Regions from separate parts of the Homo sapiens genome. Here all the other regions are linked to region 1. Evidence: chromatin contacts called from ENCODE Hi-C or POLR2A ChIA-PET data. All regions are on one chromosome and are shown on one strand. Each heading gives the region's core, a stretch centred on a gene start or an enhancer-like site at or near the end of the contact. The rest is flanking DNA. Distances are from core to core; before and after follow the strand shown. Region 1 overlaps ABI1 (abl interactor 1). Region 2 holds the start of PDSS1 (decaprenyl diphosphate synthase subunit 1). Region 3 overlaps ABI1 (abl interactor 1).

What was found. Hi-C counts contacts between places; a loop is a spot of excess contacts on that map. ChIA-PET counts read pairs that join two places held with the same protein, here RNA polymerase II (POLR2A). Pooled maps may share reads with other maps.
Region 2: a pooled map shows a loop between it and region 1 (3-fold over the local background). The contact joins the promoter of PDSS1 here to the enhancer-like site in region 1. A Hi-C loop is called at or near these places in 3 of 50 pooled maps. POLR2A ChIA-PET finds 5 or more read pairs at or near these places in 5 of 52 experiments (B cell, H1, activated B cell and 1 more).
Region 3: a map of B cell shows a loop between it and region 1 (2.2-fold over the local background). The contact joins two enhancer-like sites. A Hi-C loop is called at or near these places in 2 of 168 maps with a recorded cell type or tissue (B cell and CD4-positive, alpha-beta T cell), 16 of 37 single-sample maps with no recorded cell type and 8 of 50 pooled maps. POLR2A ChIA-PET finds 5 or more read pairs at or near these places in 11 of 52 experiments (GM12878, MCF 10A, OCI-LY7 and 7 more).

The regions. Positions count from the first base shown.
Region 1 is chr10:26,753,998-26,757,553 of GRCh38, reverse strand. ABI1 (abl interactor 1) reads left to right here. Exons shown (of 11, transcript NM_001012750.3): 9 at 1,813-1,899. Among named protein-coding and RNA genes, the nearest start is that of PDSS1, 58 kb to the right of the region's middle. RefSeq lists enhancers at 1,747-1,806, 1,897-2,016. Within about 2 kb of position 1,818, at least 5 of the 41 ENCODE cell types and tissues checked have a DNase peak (open chromatin) inside an H3K27ac peak, as active enhancers do; they include B cell, GM12878 and OCI-LY7, where a contact is called at or near this core.
Region 2 is chr10:26,695,671-26,699,226 of GRCh38, reverse strand. PDSS1 (decaprenyl diphosphate synthase subunit 1) reads right to left here and starts at 1,526. Exons shown (of 12, transcript NM_014317.5): 1 at 1,387-1,526. The coding sequence starts at 1,515. RefSeq lists an enhancer at 471-1,359 and a silencer at 1,234-1,853.
Region 3 is chr10:26,797,879-26,801,434 of GRCh38, reverse strand. All of the region lies in intron 2 of ABI1 (abl interactor 1), which reads left to right. Among named protein-coding and RNA genes, the nearest start is that of ABI1, 61 kb to the left of the region's middle. Within about 2 kb of position 1,939, at least 6 of the 41 ENCODE cell types and tissues checked have a DNase peak (open chromatin) inside an H3K27ac peak, as active enhancers do; they include B cell, GM12878 and OCI-LY7, where a contact is called at or near this core.

The sequences.
Region 1 (3,556 bases), core at 569-3,068:
TATCTAATAATTCACTTCACTTGTTTCATCAACTTTATTTTTTTCATATTCTGAATTTTTAGATCCCATCTTTTTGTGTATTATTTTTCTTTTCCCCACTTAGACATTTAATTTACTCTGCAAATAGGATTTTTGTGACTTTTTTATATAATACATAGTTTTATAGTTTTATTTTAGCAATGCTTGTGTGGATTATTTTCAAACCGTATACTTTAATTAATGACCACATTCTTTTGAATATTGGAAAGCAAATTTGGCCTCAGATTTTAAATAAATTATTATGTTTTGTCAAATTAATTATCCTTCAATCTGAGTTACTGTTGGTGTTGTAGTAGTAGTAGTAGTAGTACGTGAATGTTTTTAGTGTTTTGATGTGCACATTTTCCCTTCTGTCTAAATGTAGTAATGATTAGTATCTTCACAGCATAGCTTTTCTTTTTCATTACATACTAACCAGCATGGCTAGTTACTAAGAGTTGTTTCTAAACACTTTTTTAGGTTTGTGAGAGTTTTTTGTTTTTTAAGTCAAAACCTCTAACCTTTTATTTAGGAGCCTTCTATAGAGTATTAGAATGAAATAGGATTGCTTTCATAGTGAATTGAATGTTATCTTTAGCTATACAATGAATATTAATGCACATAATTGCTTTGTTACTTCTTTGAACACTGAACTTCTTTCAAATTTTTATGCTTACCAACAGAATTTGCATGTTGGATTAATTGAAACAACCTTTTGATTAATCCTTGGTAACCAATAAATTGTTTTTCTCTATCAATTTAGTGTTACTACTTGGTGACTACCGATAGACTAAATTTTGCTATCTAGTCCTACTGACTTTTTCTAAGCAATCTTTGGCAATTACTGTCTTGTTAAAGTGAGACAAAGTCACAAACATATGAATGTTTACTTCTAGTGTATGTTATAATTTTTAATACATGAGTATTTGGTATTAATTTCCTGTCAATTATGTCATCTCCACAAATGCATATGAATGTGTTTCAAGCTATCCAATGAGTTGTTAAAAATTACTTTAATGCAAAGAACTACGTATTTTAACTTATTGGAGATCAGGTTTCCTTTTTCAGAACAGTGATGAAAAGGTCACTTTTGAGATATCCCATGAAACTCTGACTGATTAACATGATATATTCCCTTGTAAATTTAGGACTGATATTTTTAAACATAAAATTGCCAACTTAAAAAAATAACAACCTTGTTTTACAAACAAGAGTTTTTCCTGGAGAGCTGTGTGTGAATTTAGATATATAATAAGAACTGTCTTTAAAGGAAACCTGTGATTAATATTTTTATTGATATATGAAATAAATAGCTATTATATATTTGTTTTATTTATTTGGGTCCTAATTTACAACATTACCTTAAAGCTAGACAAACCTGTTATAGCTATGGCAAAGACACAATATTCTGGAAACCTATGTAGGTATTTCATTGTTACCTATTTTAGAAGTCTTTCCTTAGAATTTGAAAATTTTATTTTACTAAAGTGAATGTGATGGTAAATTTAAATCCTCCCCAAACAATGTAACATTAGGATTGAATTAAGTATATTTGTTCTTTTATAAAATTAATTAATTGGCTAAGCACAACTTGGCCTTTAGGTTTGCTTGTGGGAAATGTACTCCAAGGTTCTGCAGGTTTTTGTTTTGTTTTTTGTTTTGTTTTGTTTCATTTGCAAACTGTTCTTTGCATACTTATGTTTGTGGTCCTTGTAACTGACTTCTGCTTTTTGTTTGTTTCCTTTTCTTTCCTTTATCTGTTTTACTTCCCCCATACTGTGTTGTTGCTACCAGTTTCTATTGCTCCACCCCCTCCCCCTATGCCTCAGTTGACTCCACAGATACCTCTCACAGGCTTCGTGGCCAGGGTGCAGGAAAACAGTAAGTTTGGAAAAACTGAGCTATGGAAGAGTAGAGGCTGTCTCCTTATAGCATGCATGGCTGACGATGAGTCATCGTTTTCCTTACTTTTATTGAGAAGCTAATCTTGAAAATAGGTGCAGACATGTTACTGAAACTGAAGAGCACGGTCTTCAGTTTTTTCTCTTTGTGTGCATGGTTACTGACCCATATAAATTTCAAAGCTGCAATTTTCTTATGTCTTTACATGATCCTAAAACAGGAGATCTGATCTTTACATATTCTTAAGGAAAGAATAATCAAACACAAAAATTCAAATTATATGGAAACTTTTAGCTTCTAACAGTTACTAGAATTAGAAGACATTTTTAATTCTAATAAATTTATCAAGAGATAGGTAGATATACTGTAAGATTAAATTTAATATGAAATTGGGGCAGATTTTCCCCCCTTAATTTCAAAATTTTAGGGAAAGCTTTGTAGCCTCAGATTTTTGTACATACATGATATTGAACCTACGTAAAGGTTCATTGTTAGGATAAGATTGAATGACCAGGAATAAGTAAATTACATTCATGCTATCCATTTCAGTGTGAGTGATAAGCAATTTAGCATCCTTTTCACATTTTGGCTACATCCAGGCCCACGAAGATTGTTCCTGAATATGAAAATCAGTTAACTTTTTTAGATCTTCTCTCGAATGAAGTTCAGGGATTTTTTTTTGTGGGGGGGGAGAAGTTATTTTGGATATATGGCTTTAATCAGGATAGACTAGTTTATATTACTGCCTGATTACTTTTGAAATTCCAGAAGATGTGTAATCCTAACTGCATGATCACAGTGAATCTTATATAAAGTGAAAAATACCACTATTACTGAATTATAATATGCTAGAAAAGCTGTTGATGGTAATGTGGTCTATTTTTAATTTACTTCATTTGGACCATCACCATGAAAATAAATCTCAGGATGGTTTGAACAAATGAATAACCCACTTGCCCAGCCTATCCTCCAAGAAAATATATTGTGGCAAATTCCATTCTTCAGCTTTTGCTGACCCTGTTGTGTTATTCTCCCCATTCCCTCCCTCCTGCCAGTCAAATATTTGTGTACCCGATGTTACGTGCCAGACTCCGGGAAGAATACCAGCAGTTTAAGACAAAAGCCCCTTCCTTCAGGAAATGTGTGATCCAATTGGCTTGTTATAAAATGTTGTTTTGTAATGTTGAAATTTCTGAGTGTAAGCCATCCTTACTGTTAATATGTGTTTGAAAACCCTAATGTGTGCAAACATTTAAAAAGATATGAATAATCAGCCTGGGCAACATGGCAAGACTGTCTGTACAAAAAAATAAAAAATTAGCCAGGTGTAGTGGCATGTGCCTGTAGTTCCAGCTACCAGGTAGGCTGAGGCTGGGGCATCATTTGAGTCCAGGACGTCAAGGCTGCAGTGAGCCATGATCACACTACTGCACTCCAGCCTAGACGTGCAAAAATAAATAGAGTGCAAAAATAAATAAATGCATGGATGGATGGATAGATAGATGTGAATCTTATTTTTAAAAATAAATGAGTAAGGGTAAACTGCTGGTCATTAATGCTGCAGAGTTTAAAAACAAGGCCAGTGTAAACTTTTGAACTGCCATATCAGTAAGAATTATTAGGAAATAATTTAAAA
Region 2 (3,556 bases), core at 277-2,776, 58 kb after region 1:
CACCCCCCATATTCTGTTCTCTTTACTCTCTAGCATTGTCTAGTTGCCCAGCTGCCACTTGGTCTCCAAACGTCTTTTTTGCTTTAGATTTTTTAGAGATAGGGTCTCACACTGTTGCCCAGGCTGGAGTGCACTGGCACTATCACAATAAACAGCTCACTGTAATCTTGAACTCCTGGGATCGAACAATCCTCCTCCCTCAGGCTCCTGAGTAGGTAGAACTACAGGCATGCACCACCCCACCTGGTGAATTTTTTCTATTTTTTATAGAGACAGAGTCTTGCTATGTTGCCTAGGCTGGTCCCAAACTCCTGGCCTCAACCGATTCTCCCACCTCAGCCTCCCAAAGTGCTGGGATTACAGGTGTGAGCCACTGTGCCTGGCCCAAGCCTTGTTTTGGATAATTTGTGATACGCATCTACTTTGGTACAAAGTAGATATTTATAAGTGTTATATATTTCATACTGGGAAATGATGTTTGATGAGAACACGGACACATAAAGTATACCAAATCTGAATTAAAAGAGTACTAAATTCAAATAAACTTAAGTAACAGTGAGTCCATAGATTTTGCACGGTTATGCTAATAGCATGGGCCTACCCCATGGCACACTGAGAATCATTACAAAGCGCAGAAGGGCTCACAGTGTCCATTTACAGGGGCTAAACTGACCAGAAAGGGAGAAAAAGGAGATCGGAACCCAAAGGCAGCAGAGGAGACCCTGAAAGAATGGGCTATCGCTGAGATTCTGACTTTAGATGACTCCAGGGTTTCTCTCCTCCTGACGGCCTCGGGCCTTTCTCCTTCCAGTGTCATTCCAGCCCCATCCAGGTGTGCTCTCCTCCCGAGGCCACTGCTGGACAACTAAGGTCCGGTCCACCCTAGCACCAGCCCTGCATTCTCCACAAGACCTTTTCGGACTATTCCGAGGCCGATTCGATCCTCCGTTTCTCGGAGAGAGCTCTGAGCACTTTGGCTCTAAAATTTCAGGCAAGATCTGTCTTCCTCTAACTCCAAAGTAAATAGCTGCAGTCGCTCTCCAGGCTTAACCTTGTCCATATAGCAGCGGTCAATCTGATCGCTCCTGCGCTTCCCCCAGGACACGGATCCCACCGCTTTCTCCACCCCCCAAAACGCTCCCGGGGTCCCCAGGACACCGCTTTCTGCAACCCCGTGTAGGGCGCCCCTACTTCAGTCCAACGCGCGGCTCCGTCCCACCGCGAGCACCCCTCAGCTCCGGAGTCCCACCCCGGAGCTACCCCGGAGCTACCCCGCGCGCCCCCGCGTCGCGACGCACGTGCTCCCCGCTCCCATTCATTCCGCCCACTGCTGTCATTGGAGCCGTGACCTCTGAGCCCCGCCGGGCGCGCGCCTCCCAACCTCACCTGCGCGCGGACTTCGGCAGCGGCGCTCGGCCCCAACGGTCCCGCACGGCCGGGGGAGCCGGGCCCGGGGCTCCGCGCCGCCGGCTTCCAGGAGCAGCCGCGCCGCCACCGCCACCAGCGCGAGGCCATGGTCGGAGTCTGAAAGTCGCGGCAGGGCGGCGGCTCCGCCTCTGGCCCGCGATCCTCCTCCCGGGACCCGGAGCCGGAAACCTGGCACAGGAAGCGCTTCGGCCAGGCCCGGGAGCGCGGTTCGCTCTTCCTCGCTTGCGGTCCGGCTGCCGGCGCGGACACTTCGGGTGTCTGCCCGTCTGCAGCCAACGGGGACTGCAGCCGCTCCCGGGAGGCGACGGGGCAGGGGCGTGCGGAGACCTGGTCTGGGGACCCCGAGCGTAACCTTCCCCGGGGCGAGCCTCCTATCCCCACCTCTTCCCGGAAGCTGTGCAGGGAGACTGGCCACGCCTGCAGTCATAGCAAAAATGTCCCTGTGGGGACCTTTTATTAGCAAGAAATACTACCGCGCGCCACCCTTGCAGCCACGAACTCTTTTGTTCTGCGTGTTTAGGCAGAAACATAACTCAGAGAATGGGGTTCCCGCTCCGCAGCCTAAGCCGGAGGCGACGGTTTCCGCTGCTGCTTCCCTTGGCAGTGACCTGACACGCCCTGGTCGGCTGCCTTTTGCAATCTGTTCTTGAAGGAAGTTCCAGCCCATCGCATCTTCCTAGAAACAAGTCCGACCACGATCAGGGTTGTTGTGAAATAGTAGCTAAATTAGCCGGGTCTCGTGACTTTTGGACTCTCCCCTCCAAACGCCTTATAGGTATAGTTTGGCAATCTTGCTCACACCTGGGTGTGAACCTGCGTGTACCCAGCCCGGGAGATATTGGAGTCTGTACAGGATTAGTACCCCTTATGGGTTAGAAAGGCCTTCTTTCCTTAGCTCTAAGGCCAGATCTACTGGTGCTAAGAGACAGCGTGTTCCGAACAGAAATTAAGTGATATAAACATTCAGCGCATGCACTCAAACACACAGAGCCAGTGAGATAGGGGGTAAGCATTAGAGATAGAGAAATGCAATTTAGTCCTCAAAAAATTCACTCTAATGAGGAAATAGACCAGCAAGTAGGTAATTGCAGTTCTCTGATTCATGTATTTTCTTGTTCTTGGGTTAAAGAATGCGGTAGCCTCATAGCTGGGTACATTAATTTCATATTTAATCGTGTGGATTTTTTATGGAATGAAGACATCATAGACTATATAAAGACATCTATGAAAATAAGCCAGTTTGATGGTGTTTTTTCCATCTTGAAGAATAGTATGTAAAAATATGCAAAGCTTTATGAGTAAAGATTGTTAATATGCACCTGTAGCTTATCTTGGTTTAGATTAGGTTTATATATTAAGAAACATTCATAAGGTGGAATTTGCCAAGTAGAGTGTAGCAGTAAGCACTTGGGTTGTACTTGATCCTATGACTAAGACATTATCATTTGCCCTTTTTTGTATATAAAGATAAGGAAACATATAGAGGAAATACCGTATGGTCAAATAAGTATCACACTCAAGCTCACCCAGTTGTCAAGTATGTCACTACACAATTTTGTCAGACCATGTTCGTTTAGAGATTGCTTGGCCACATTAAAACAGAAAACATTGCTCTTAAAAAGATGCTGTAGGTCGGGGGCACAGTGGCTCAGCCTGTAATCCCAGCACTGTGGGAGGCCGAGGCAGGTGGATCACTTGAGGTCAGGAGTTTGAGACCAGCCTGGCCAACATGGTGAAACCCGTCTCTACTAAATATTCAAAAATTAGTTGGGCATGGTGGTGCATGTTCTGTAATCCCAACCACTTAGGAGGCTGAGGCAAGAGAATCACTTGAACCTGGGAGGCAGAGGTTGCAGTGAGCCGAGATTGTGCCACTGCACTTCGGCCTAGGTGACAAAGTGAGACTCCGTCTTTAAAAAAAAGAAAAAGAAAAAAAGATGCCGTAGTATTGCAAGGCTAAGTAGGGACAGCAGCTGAAGTTCCTCAAGACTTCCAACGTTACTGTATAGCTAAACTCTTGAGAAAAAACAGTAAGCTACCAATTGGACATACGGAATTCACAAGTAGTTCTTTTGACCCCACTAGGCCAAGCATGAGTTGAGGAAGTTAAAAACACTATCTGAGTTAT
Region 3 (3,556 bases), core at 690-3,189, 44 kb before region 1:
GTTGGGACTGCAGGTGCATACCACCACGCCTGGCTAATTTTTGTATTTTTTGTAGAGACAGGGTTTTGCCATATTGCCCAGGCTGGTCTCAAACTTGTGAGCTCAAGTGATCCGCCTGCCTTGGCCTCCAAAGTGCTGGGATTATAGGTATGAGCCACCGTGCCCGGCCACGATGGTGTGTATTTTCTAGAAACAAATACATTTTACTGCATCACCGTATTACGCTCATCAAAGTCGGGTGATTACCACTGATACATTGCTACCATCTAATCAACAAATTCCATTCAAGTATGCCAGTTGTTCCAGTAGTTTCATAGGAAAGGATCCAGTTCAGAAACATTAAATGTCATGTCTCCTTCATCTTCCTCAGTCTGGCACAGTTCCTCAGTCTTCTCTTGACCTCATCTGACCTTGATCCTTTGTTTTTTGAGATGGAGTTTTGCTCTTGTTGCCCAGGCTGGAGTGCAATGGCACAATCTCGGCTCACCGCAGCCTCTGCCTCCTGGGTTCAAGTGATTCTCCCGCCTCAGCCTCCCCAGTAGCTGGGATTGCAGGCGTGTGCCACCATGTCTGGCTAATTTTGTATTTTTAGTAGAGATGGGGTTTCTCCATGTTGGTAAGGCTGGTCTCGAACTCCCGACCTCCCAAAGTGCTGGGATGACAGGCGTCAGCCACTGTGCCTGGCCCCTTGATTTTTTCTTTTTGAGGCAAGGTCCTGGTCTGTCACCCAGGCAGCAGTGTAATGGTCCTGTCATGGCTCGTTGCATCCTCCACCTCCTGGGCTCAAATGATCCTCCTGCCTTATTTTTTTGTTTTATTTTATAGAGATGAGTTCTCACTATGTTTCCCAGGCTGGTCTCAAACTGGAGGGTTCAACCATCCTCCCACCTTGGCCTACCAAAGTACTGGAATTATAGGTGTGAGCCACCGTGCGCGGCTGACCTTGATACTTTGGAAAATTTATAGCCAGTTGTTTTGTAGAATGTGTCTCCGTATGGGTATGTGTAATGCTTCCTTGTGATTAGATTCAGGAGTTTTGTTTTTGTTTTTGAGACACAGTCTCACTCTTTCCCCCAGGCTGGAGTGCAGTGGCGCGATCTTGGCCCACTGCAACCTCTGCCTCCAGGGTTCAAGCGATTCTCCTGCCTCAGCCTCTTGAGTAGCTGTGACTGTAGGCACACGCCACCATGCCCGGCTAATTTTTTGTATTTTTAGTAGAGACGGGGTTTCACCATGTTGGCCAGGCTGGTCTTGAACTCCTGACCTCAGGTGATACACCTAGGTTGGCCTCCCAAAGTGTTGGGATTACAGGCTTGAGCCACTGCGCCCGGCCCGATTCAGGTGATATATTAAGGATGACTTTTTGAAGGCAGTAGTTTCCTATTTAAAAGCTGCTCCCACTGTCTTAATTTTTTTTTTTTTTTTTTTTTACGTTTTTGTGGTTTATATTGTAAAATTGTTTTCCAAGTGTTTTTAGTTTTGTGTCTTTAGAATCTGTGATAATATGGAAATCTAGAGGAAGCCTGTAGAGAACTTGGCATGCCCATCAAGATGTGATGTCCCTAAAAATATTTTGAAAGAGAGCAGCAAAATGTACTGTCAGAGGAATTTTTTTCAATTAATTGGGAATAATTGATTTTGCTATAATTTGTCATTAAGATCATTTCTAATTGAAAAATTCTTTGGGTTTTGAATTGCAAATGGTACTTGAACTTCTAACGCATAAATAAGTATATTTAATTATGGCAGAACTTATTTCTAAAATAGCCTTCTTGGTTAAAACAAATTGTACACATTTCATCTCTCAGTTTTAGCTCTGAAATGATTTGAAAATCCAAACGAAGGCAGTCAGAATCACTGTTCTAAGCCTATTTTTAGATTTTTTCCCCTTCAGTTGGTTTCCTTTCTAGCCACCTGCAGTTTTATGTGCAGTTGCACGTGCTCATTTTTTCTAATTTCCCCCCTCCCCCGAAGCTTGGCAAGCAGCTTCTTTATTGCTTTTGGTTTGTTCTTTTTGAAGAGCACAGTGTAAATTATAAAGCCTTCATTGAGTATTTAAATGTATTTTAAAATATTTTTGAGAAAATGCAGCATAATTATGGAATACAGGACACTCTGCCTCTAAGAATCTTTTCTGATTATAGTTCTCGATATTATATTAATATACTATATATTAATATGCAGAATATATCTTTTTTATTCTTGCAGTTTTTTTCTGTTTTTAAAGATTTGTCTGGATGACAGAGCTTTGGGAGATGGAACTGGAAAAAAGCTAAAAAAATTGCCTCTTCTAAGAAATCATATAACTGGATTCACAAAAATACAGTGATACTTATTTTAATAGGAGTACTATTGAATTTACATTTAATGTAGTTAATGATATATTTGAATTCAAATGAAACAACATCATTTTGTGTTTTCTACTTATGTCATCTGTTCTGTCTCTTTTTTCTCCTTTCTTTCTTTTGGATTAACTTCCTTCGGAGATTTGTTACATGTGTACATGCTGACTCCTGCTTGTGGTGAATTTTTTTCCTTATGTGTTTTGTAAATTTGTGTTGTAAGCTTATTTTAAGATCTCATGTGTTGAGATCTCTGTGCCACTTAAGGGATATACCATTGATAAGCTAAGCTGAAGGTATATTCCCTGTTCTGCTAAGTGTTCTAGGATGCCGTCAGTCCAGGACTATTTATACTTTTTGAACCTGAAAACTTCATGGAAATGTGTATACTTTCTAGAACATTCCCCAACCCCACCTCAGTGTGTGCGCCTTAGTTTCCTATAGTTGCTGTAACAAATCACCGCAAATTTAGTGGCTTATAACATATCTTTATTATCTTACAGTTCTGGAGGTCAGAAGTTTGAAATGGGTTTCACTGAGCTAAAATTAATATGTGGATAGGGCTGTGTTCCTTCTAGAAGCACTAGGGGAGCATCTGTTCCCTTGCCTTTTTTCAGCTTCTAGAGGCCACCTGCACTTTTGGCGCATGACCCCTTCATCCATCTTTAAGTCACCAATGGCCAGTTGAGTCTTTTTCGTATGGCATCACTGATCAGTACTGACCCTCTGGCCTCCCTCTTTGGCTTGTAAGGACCCTCGTGATTTCATTTGATTCACCCCCCCCAATACTGGATAGCACCCCGTCTCAAGATTCTTAATCACATCTGCAAAGTCCCTTTTGCTATATCAGTTCTAACTTCCCACCTTCAGCAAGCCCAAAGGGTATTTTAATTTTGTCCCCATGTGGCATAAAAGTACAAGCTCCTTTGCTAGAGGCCAAAAAGCTACTACAGAGTAGCTGCAGCCTTGTTCATGTTTTCTGCTCTGAATTTTTGTCCTCTCTTTTTCCTAGTCTCCCTGGATTTTCTTTACTCTCTTTAGTTTTGGACTGTGAATTTTAAAAAGATGCTTTCATAGCATCTTTAAATCAAGCATTTTTAGGTAGTTTCTAGTGGGAGAGATTTCAGGTTATCTAATGTGCCATATTGCTCTAGTTGGCATTGCTTATATTAGTAAGGTAATAATGACTTTAACAAGACATAAAGTCTGTTACT